2 separate regions of the Mus musculus genome follow, and region 1 is linked to region 2. The links are chromatin contacts, found by Hi-C in ENCODE. All regions are on one chromosome and are shown on one strand. The core of a region is the stretch at or near the end of the contact, and the rest is flanking DNA. Distances in the headings are between cores, read along the strand shown. Region 1 has its middle 36 kb from the start of 5430403N17Rik. Region 2 holds the start of 5430403N17Rik (RIKEN cDNA 5430403N17 gene).

Evidence for each region. Hi-C counts contacts between places; a loop is a spot of excess contacts on that map.
Region 1: a map of heart shows a loop between it and region 2 (9-fold over the local background). The contact joins the enhancer-like site here to the promoter of 5430403N17Rik in region 2. A Hi-C loop is called at or near these places in 6 of 37 maps with a recorded cell type or tissue (gastrocnemius and heart).

What each region holds. Positions count from the first base shown.
Region 1 is chr8:35,916,801-35,921,519 of GRCm38, forward strand. No RefSeq gene overlaps it. Among named protein-coding and RNA genes, the nearest start is that of 5430403N17Rik, 36 kb to the left of the region's middle. Within about 2 kb of position 2,816, at least 1 of the 3 ENCODE cell types and tissues checked has a DNase peak (open chromatin) inside an H3K27ac peak, as active enhancers do; it is heart, where a contact is called at or near this core.
Region 2 is chr8:35,880,257-35,885,202 of GRCm38, forward strand. 5430403N17Rik (RIKEN cDNA 5430403N17 gene) reads right to left here and starts at 2,701. Exons shown (of 3, transcript NR_046181.1): 1 at 2,597-2,701.

The sequences.
Region 1 (4,719 bases), core at 1,566-4,065, 37 kb after region 2:
TCCCCTAATATTAACTGGAACTCCTGGGGACCCTCTCTTAGGGAAGCCAGCTTTGTCTCCTGACCTGTCTGGGGACTCTTCTGATTGCTGAACTGGGATTTGACGCACTATAACAACTCTTATGCCGCTAAAACACAGGAAGAGTCTGATACCAGGCAGACTTCTAAAGGTTGGTTTAGCAAACTCAAAACCAAAATAAAACACAAACCTCATCTTTGTTTGCTTAGGTTCTTGTCACACATTTCATTTCACCATTTATTATGATGAACATTTTTGTGTTCTTAAACCTTACTTGAAAGCCAAACTTTTAATTCCCAAGAAGTTTTTACACTATGGGGTACATGCTATGCTTGCAATTTTGACTCATTAATATAACTCTGTAGTGATTATCCTTAAAGTTAAACATAAATGTGAGTCTCCTTACTTCAGTGTACATTTATAGCGATAGACTTATTGAATTAGAGTTTTCTAAGGCGTTTTGAACATAGTTTGTGACATTTCCAGCCGTAAGTGACGGTTTATCCTACCCTGGTTTCACTGTGGGGAGGTGTGTTGGGGTGTTGTGATTAAAAGGCAAAAGATAATAGCTATGTGTTGTAATTTGTAATGAATTGCTTTGGTTATTGATACGCATTCATGTAGTCTCTCCCTCCCTCCTTCTCTCCACAAAGAACACCCATGAGATGGCTCAGTGGGTATAGGTTCTGTGACACAAGCCTGCTGGCTTAATCTCTGTTTGTCACAATCCACTGAAGGGTGGAAAGAGAAAACTGACTCTGATGTCCAAACATGTGTTGTGACATGCACACTCTCATGCATTCATGCATACATACATAAGAACAATAATGTTTTCAATTAAAAAAAAATGAAGTCCCACTCCTCTTGGACGCTAGCCAGTACCAGGGGCTTGGTGGGAGCAGAGTACAGATTAAAGGGACTCAGTATGGGGTTGTGTGTGGCCTGTGTTGGGTCAAGGTCCGAATGGGGTCATAAGGTCACAAGGTCACTACACTGATGTTGCAACTGATATCCATTCCAGGAACTGTCCGTTTCCTTCTGGAAGTTTTGTTTCACCCTAAATATTACTTCTGTGTCTGAGAGAAGCAATGGTTGGTCCCTCAATGTGGGTTTTCCTTGGAAAACCAAAAGCAGCCATGGTCTGTGGCATCCTCAATTCAGGCTTTGTATCTGAACCAGCTTGGTATTAGAACGCACCCTGAGAGACACTGACAATCCATGAATTCTTAGAGTGAACTTTCATTTGAACGAACTTACAAACCTTAGAACAGAATTGAGAAGTAAAATGTGAGCACAGAGTATTTAATTTTATCTTAACACTAACTAGACACAAACACACCCTCGATTCCTAAGGCTAGGAAGGGCAGAGCAAAGGTAGGGTAGACTGTGACTAAGGGCAAATTAGACGAAAGGCACGGTTGGCTCATGCAAATGTATCTGCGCAAAATTAAAGCATTTGACAACAGTGTCCTAGAATCGAGGAATAGCTTAGGTTGACTGTTGTCAACCACGGCTTAACTCTTGTCTAGTTTGCTACAGACAAATCCAATGGCTTGTCATTTTAATAGGATCAAAATCTTTCAGGAGCTCCTTGGTTCTTTGACTTCAGTATTGTGGGGCTTTAAAGAGCATCTCTGGAATACAGACCTGCTGTCCTCTAGTTTAGGTGAGGTGTGATGACAGAATCACATTGCATGTGATGTGCAAGATGTTGAAATTTTCCTGCCCTCATTGAGAATCCAGTACTGAACATTCCTTATCTGCTTTGCATTCAGAACATGCATCCTCTTACTTAGTCTACACACAATAACTCGGGGTCAGTGTCAATTATTATTATTCTTTCTTTCTTTCTTTAACTGAGTGGATGAGGCTCAGAGATTGCAATTCAGTAACCCAAGTGTGGTTTACAAGGCTGCAAGTCCAGACAAATAAGCAAAGCCTCGTTCTTTGTTCTCCATGAAGCAAACTCAGTTATGTGCCTGGAAGCCTGGATTCCATGCCCGGATCTACCAGTGTCTGAAGACAACCGAGACTCATTCTGTGTTTCTACATGACGTGATACCTCCTTCTCCAAGTCATTGAGTATCTTTATAAGTAACATTATTCTAATTAACTCAGATGTTCTCCATTTCATACTACTACTACTACCAGATTCTATTTCAATCAGTCACAGTTGGTTTTGTTTGTTTGTCTTTTGGTTTGCTTGTTTGTTTGTTTGTTTGATGTTTGCTTTTGGTTTTTGGAGACAGGGTTTCTGCCTGGCTGCTCTGGAACTCACTCTGTATGTAGACCAGGTTGCCCTGGAACTCACAGGGATCCATGTGCCTCTGCTTCCTGAGTGCAAGGGTTAAAAGCATGTGATTTCTATGTTCTTGGTCCTTTTCTCCCAGAGTATGGTACACACGCCAGAGGCTTTGCATCAAGCCCTTAGGATCATGAAGCTATAATGTATTTGTTTGAGATTTCTGGAGATTTTTGTTATTGTTTGACTTCAAACACGAGGGAGAATGAAACAGATAAATCAATTACAGTTTAACTCCAAATTATCCTCACTCTAGCAAATGTGTGTGTGTGTGTGTGTGTGTGTGTGTGTGTGTGTGTGTGTGTGTGTGTGTGTGTGTGCCAGTGCACAAAAGAAAGGCCATGTGGTGACTACACTCTTCTGGTGGATGTTATCAGACCACAGCCCAGAGGGGAACCAGTACAGTAGTTCACAGGCCATTTGATCAACACGATTATGGGTGGATCTGTTTTGTTCCAAAAGATGAGAGCGGGCTGAGCTTGGCTTCTCACCTGTGGTCCTGAAAGCTGATAAACACTGGTAAACAATAGAATCCGTTAACTGGGCGTTCTCCTTGATCTCAGGATGCTCTGGCCTCACAGTCTTCCTCCGAGGATCCCAGGCACAGTTGTGTTTGTTTGCTATGAGCTGAAGCTAGGACGCTTTCAGCTTCCTCAGGAAATCTCTAGAAATCTCATTTCCCCTTAAAAAAAAAAGCAAGCCAAGAGATTCATATTTGGTATCAAAGCTTAATTTTAGCCAGTGCATGCCTATAATCCCAGTACAGGATTGAGTCAGAGGCAGCCTGGGCTACAGATTATAGTGAAAGACTGTGTCAAAACCACTAAGTGAGCATTATATGCAGTTGTTAGAAATGGATGTTAAACAAAATTTTGAGCTGAGTCCAATCTTATCCAAGAATGGGGTTGAGCATGCTGACCTAATTAGAGCCCCCAATGTCCATCTCTCTCACAGACTTGTGACATAAGACAGAACATGTAATGTTTTCTTTCTTTTTTTTCCTGTTGCTTTTAACATTATCCAACGAGATAAACAGAAGCAAGCATCACCATTTTAGGAAATTCCTGGAGATGAATGTAGCAGCAGTCAGACACGGTCGCTGATGGGAACACAGGCAAGTCTGTGTCTCCCATTATCTGTCACAAAGGTGATTGGCGTCACAGATGCATAATCTCACAGGGATAGCTGTACAGCTCCCAAGGAATGAGATGCCCTGGAGAAATGAGTGCCCACAGGAAACAGCACCACCAGCATCCTTGAGTGTAATTCTGACTAAGCTTTTTTTCTCATTAATCATCGAACCGAGTCTGTGTCCGGATCCAGGCTACAGTCAGTTGCAGCATACATTCCTGGCTGTGATAGGAAGGTCTGGGCCAGAGACTGTGGGAAAGAGTCAGCTTGTACCCAGGCAACAGGGTCAGGTCAAGAATTCACCTCCTAGACCCCTTGAATATGCAGCCTTTGTGCTAATAGTTCAGACTGGTAGAGAACACTTCCAGGGAAGTTCCCTGTTCGAGGGAGGGCCAGGCTGTATGGTGTGTGTGTGTGTGTGTGTGTGTGTGTGTGTGTGTGTGTGTGTGTGTGTGTGTGTGTGTGTGTGAATCCCCCAATAAGGGAGTGAAGTCACAGGACCAGTGGCTGTCTGGGTTAGTGTTCCATTGACAGTGTTTGCAAGTCATTATCAGGGGCCTCCAGGAATCCATGAGGACACACTGTGACAAGGTAGCAAAATTTATGTCAGGAACAAAATGGTGCTAAAGTCCTTAAGCAAGAGTACATGGAACACATGAAGTTATCTTACCTCCTCTTTCTTTTATTGCAGCTAAGAGAAGCGGTGGTGGTTTGCCAAGGTAGAGCCTTGTTCCGACTCCCATCAGCCTTTGCTCTGGGTCTGAGGTTTCTCGTGGCACTGCCCAACCATAGAAGACTGAATTAGTCAGGACTTGAACTCCAGACATGAGTTTTCCCTCCCCTTTGAATTCCGGCAGTGATTGCCTTTGTGCCCTCGTCTCCTGGTTGCATCGCTCTGTCTCAGCATGGATTCTTTGCTCTGCTCTGCCCTCCCATCTGGCTCTGATGTCCGATGACTGTTGTGACTGCTGGTGTCCTGGGACATAGAGTGTTTTTTCTTTGCTTGCCTCTTTCTTGCCTTTCTTTCTTTTTCCTCCCCACCCCCTTTGATATTATTACATATTGCCAGGCTGATCTTAAACTCAGATCCTTCACCTTCAGCTCCCCAAGTGCTATGATGAGGCGTGTACCACCACCCTTGACAAATGATACTAACTCATCTCTGTCTGTCTGTCTAATCATATCTTTCATCTATCTATCTATCTATCTATCTATCTATCTATCTATCTATCTATCTATCTATCTATCTATCTATCTGTCATCTGTCT
Region 2 (4,946 bases), core at 1,451-3,950:
TAGATTTCTGGGAGTTTCCATTGTCTTAGGTTTCTAGCTCATCCCAGGGATTCCTCCAACACCCTCCCCCCATTCCTCCTCTCTCTCTCCTCCCTACACGTAATCCTTCCTGTTTCCCTCCCCACCCAGTCCCCTCCATCCATCCATCCATCCCATGTTGAAATTAACCTTATTAAAACCTACTGACAAGAGAATGGTGAGGATACTAACCTACGTCTTTTATTTTCATGACATGAAATGCCAAAGTATGCTTTGAAAAACACTGTGTTCATAAGTTCTTATGTAAATGTCTAGACTGTAATGCCAAAGGTAAGCTTCCAAGACTCCACAAACAAGATGCAGGGTACGAAGGACAGACATGCCACCGGAGATCTGGCTTTGCTGTGTTGAAGGATTCAGGCTTAGGGAAGATGTCTTGGTAGCTCTGGATCTCATCTAAGTGATGACAAGATACACTTCGTGCCAAGATTCTACCGGAAGCATGTAAGAAGAGCATCACAAAGTGGCATTGACAAATCGGGCCGTCACGTAGGAAGAGGCAGCTCAGAATTCTAAGTCAGTGTGACACCTGAGTGTGCCCACTGCTATGCTCACATTCAAGTGGAGAAAGGGCTGGGTGGTGGGTGGCTCAGAAGAGTGGGATTTCTCGCTTTGGGAAGAGGACTGTCATAGTTACTGCCCTATTGCTGTGAAGAGACACCATGACGAAGGCAACTCTTAGAAAAGGAATCATTCAATTAGGGACTAGCTTACAGTTTCAGAGGTGTAGTCCTGTTATCATCATGGCAGCACACATGATGCTGGAGTAGTAGGCTGAGTGCTACATCCTGATCCATAGGCAGAGAGAGAGAGAGAGAGAGAGAGAGAGAGAGAGAGAGAGAGAGAGAACCACACCTTCTAATTCTCAAATAATACCACTGGTGATAACAGTACAAATACATGAGCTTATATTGGGGGGGGGGTGCTATTCTCATTCAAAGTACCAGAAAGACTGTGGAGAAGTCCCCTCCATGTTGCACATATTTTATTATTTGAAGACAGAACCCATTGGGGCTCTGTTATAGAGCTCTGTAACCTTCATCTTTCCTTTCTGGAGATGGTACCCTTTTTGAGAAAGCAAATATGAAGGGCTAAGACAGAAGGATATGAGGAAAGGGAGTTAGGGAACCTCAAAAAAGTGTAGATACTAAGCCCTTGATCCTTGCATTCATCAACCAAATCAACCAAATCAAAATTCCTGAGTGGATGGAGTCCTTGCCTAGCATGTGTGTGGTTCCAGGGTTTATTTCTCATTGCCCAAACTATTTACAACATTTCACACCTCTCTGTATTTTTCAATACCACACTACTGTTTGCTTCCAGCTGATGGCTTTCTCGGGTCTCCTTCATATCCAGGTTCTACTTATGAGTCTGGATGGAGAAGGAAGACATTGGTTTTGTCTACATATTGTGGGGGTGGGGAGAGAGGGAAGTTTCACTTGAGTATCATTTGGGGAGGAGGTGATATCAGATGTAGTGGCATTGCCTCATGGAACTTTCTCCACCTCACTGGAACCAGCACGGTGTGAATGGCCACCCATTAAAAGCTAGAGGAGGGACTGACCCCAGAGTGGAACTGTAAGGGAATCAGACCAGCACTGCCACACCCTCTCCTATTCCCCCAGGAAGATGTGGGAGGAAAAACCTGAACACAAAGGGTTGTGTGCACATCTGGGAGTTGGAAGGATGCTGGCTAGAGGCGGGGTGGAAGGAAGGTGAGGCAGCTGTGACTCACTCTGAAAGAATGGGGGTGTTGGAGCTTATACATTGTCAAGGACTAGAAAACGAACTCAGATGACCTTAGATTTAGCTAATGGGAACATTGATTTCCTTTATGAAATTCAGCCAAATACATTTAACTTCTACTTCAACATTGCCAGCAAGTATTTTTCAGTTCTTATCGTAAAGTCCGTTTTTCTTCCCCACTGGGTCACTGTTTGATTTCATACCCTAGGACATATTTTACATACCAAAGCAGACCTGGTGTCCATGTTCTCCCAGCATCCCTCAGTCCCTACATGGCATGCCCTGCTCCCAACCCGGAACTTTTCAGCCCAGTGACTGGGCTGCCCTTCTGTCAGAGGCTCTTCCCTATGTAATCCAGACATTTTGGTCTCTCCTTTCTCTCCTTCTCTTTCTCTGAGTTTTCTCTTCCCCCTCTGCTCTCTTTCCCTTTCCATGGTGACTTTTATGGCCTCAGTCATTGGGGCCAGTGAACACACCTGACAGCAGCTTTGCAATAAACCTGTGTTTGTGTATATATATATATATACACACACACACATCTAAATCTGACTTTAATTGGCTAATTTCACCAAAGGAGAAATAGCATGTCACTCGCCTTTGGAGTTTTTTAGCTGCCCCTTTAAAAAAACTTCATCCAGTGATAATGTCTTAATTCAACAAGGTACCCAGCTGTTAATTATACTGCTCATAAACATGTCTTCCTTTCCTTTTCAGAGAAATGAAGGGAAAATGATGACCATCCTCCTTCTAGAGTCAGCCTTATAGCACAGCTGTGTGCATTCCCCCTCGGGCCACCTGCCCCCAGGCTTACCTGTCCACCCAGCATTCAGCGAAGCCCAGTGTTACCATTGTCAGCAGCAGAAAGTTGGAAGAACTAACTCAGTTAACAACACAAAGGGAAAGCAGATTCTTTGTTAGCTCTCCTGGCTGTGTTGCATCATAATTACAGTTTTATGCAGCCTCCGAATTCTTTTTATTCCCCTTAGGCGACGACGGCGTGGAAAGCAAACGTTTCTTTCTTTTTTCTTTTCTTTTTTTTTTTTTTTTAATGTTTCAGTGTTAATACGTGTACAGACCCTGTGAGCTGACAATTATTAGCAAATAAAGAATAGTTTATTATCTAACCTAGTTATTGTGGTCATATTTCATATCACAACAGGACAGTTTCACTGTCCTTCTTCCAAGGAGGCTGTAGGGGAAAAAAAAAACCCACATCTCGGTAGTTTGAGAGATGGGATGCAGTGAGCGTCCCTGGCTGCCTGCCATTTCCCTTCTCCTGCTCCCATCCACCCCCCACCCTAATGAATATTCAGCCTGCATCCTTCCACCGGGAGCCTGAATTGGATGCTTCCTGTTTTTCTTACCAAAGATTGACTGTTGTCCTGGGGGAAAGGGATTGTTTATGAGGATTTGCAGCTGGGAAGTCCTGTTTGTTTATTTATTTATTTATTTTAAAATTATGATCCTGACCCTGGAGACAACATATATTTCATAGTTTCCAGTAGTGCCTTGTGTGTTTGGACAGGTTGGTTACTGCTGTCTGCGCCTCCTTTTGTCATGGTGAGCAATTCAAAGGCAGGCAATGGCACTTATTAATTCCTTTCTTTAGGGTGCCTACCACAATGCTCAGATCAAAACAGAAGCTAAGTCAAATTTGTTAGATGAATAGGCATTCCTAAATCTTCTAGAAAGAGGCAATCTTAATCATCCAGCCATAAGGCTAAGAAAAGGGGAAGGTGAGATAATACTCGTGTGTGTGTGTGTGTGTGTGTGTGTGTGTGTGTGTGTGTGTGTGTGTCTGTGTGTCTCTGTGTGTGTGTGTGTGTCTGTGTGTGTGTGTGTCTCTGTGTGTGTGTGTGTGTCTGTGTGTGTGTGTTCTTTTCTTTCTGGCAAAGCTTTGAATACAATGGCATACTACAGGGGTTCAGTTTTTTTGTGTGTTTGTTTTCCTTTCAACAGTGGGTTTTTCCATACTTCGCCTGGTGTTTCTTACAGGTGTGCTTTGCTGCATGGTAAGTCTGTGGATAACAAGCTGCATGGTTTGTTGTGTGGTTGGCAAATTATTAGCGGATGTTAGGTACACCCTTGCTCCTTGTTACGGGGTAGCCTGGGACATTATAGAAAGTTGACAATCCAGTGATGGTTTGGTTGTTTTACAGAACTTATGGGTGAAAGCATATTTGAAGGTATGATTCCACTGAAGTCGTTTACAGGCAAGTGAGCACGGGCTATTTAAGACAGATAGCCTTTTAGTGGATGATTTAGACTTCTTCGGAGGGAAGGTCTGGAGGCCTTTCAGAGCTGAAAGATCCTGGAGTCGGCTGAGCTGTTAAGGATGGTGTTCACACTTGTCATCTGGGAGAGGAGATATAAACACTTTTTTCTTTTTTCTTTTAAGGCTTTAAATGCACATTATAAACATGAATCCTTAAACTAAATCCAGCAAATAGATACAATTAGCATTTACCAAAAACACTTTAATGGCTTCCTGCTGGCCAAGGAATGAATCCCCAGGTTGTCTCTGCCTTCAGTTCCACCCTTTCTGGAGCACCAATCTCCAGTTACAGAGAACTAATATAGGTTTTGAGCTTCCCAGGAATTCTCTTCCCTTTAGGCCTCCGTCTACAGGACTACACTGGTCCTTCCACAAACACTTCTCCGTGCCCACCATCCCTCCCAACTCTTGGCCCTCCTCTGCATACAGAAAGTGTACGGTCCTCTCCTGGCAACAGCTTCCTGATTCCTACCCCCCCCTTTGGGTGCCTTGCTGTTGCCAAGAGACCGAGAGCTCCCAGCACAAACATTTTCAGAATAACTGCAGCTTTTCTGGTTATTTTAGATATAATTTTTAAAAAGTTGAGTTCAGGGCTGTTCTTCTCGAGGTGCTCACGGGTGTCTTTCTGTTTAAATGTTTGAACTGATACAGGGTCAGAAGGAGCTGTCAAAGTTGTTTAGAAGGAGAGGCCAGAGTAAGCTTGTGCAACTTCTTGAAGTGCAGCTCAGTCTACTTTTGTTAAACCATCTTAGCCATCCAAGGAAAAAGCACACCATGCTGCCATCTTGGATTTCTTTTTCTTCTTCTGGATATTTTAACATAACTACTAGTAGCTTGACCATACCAGATTCCATTATGAGAAATTACTAGGATATTGCATGACCTT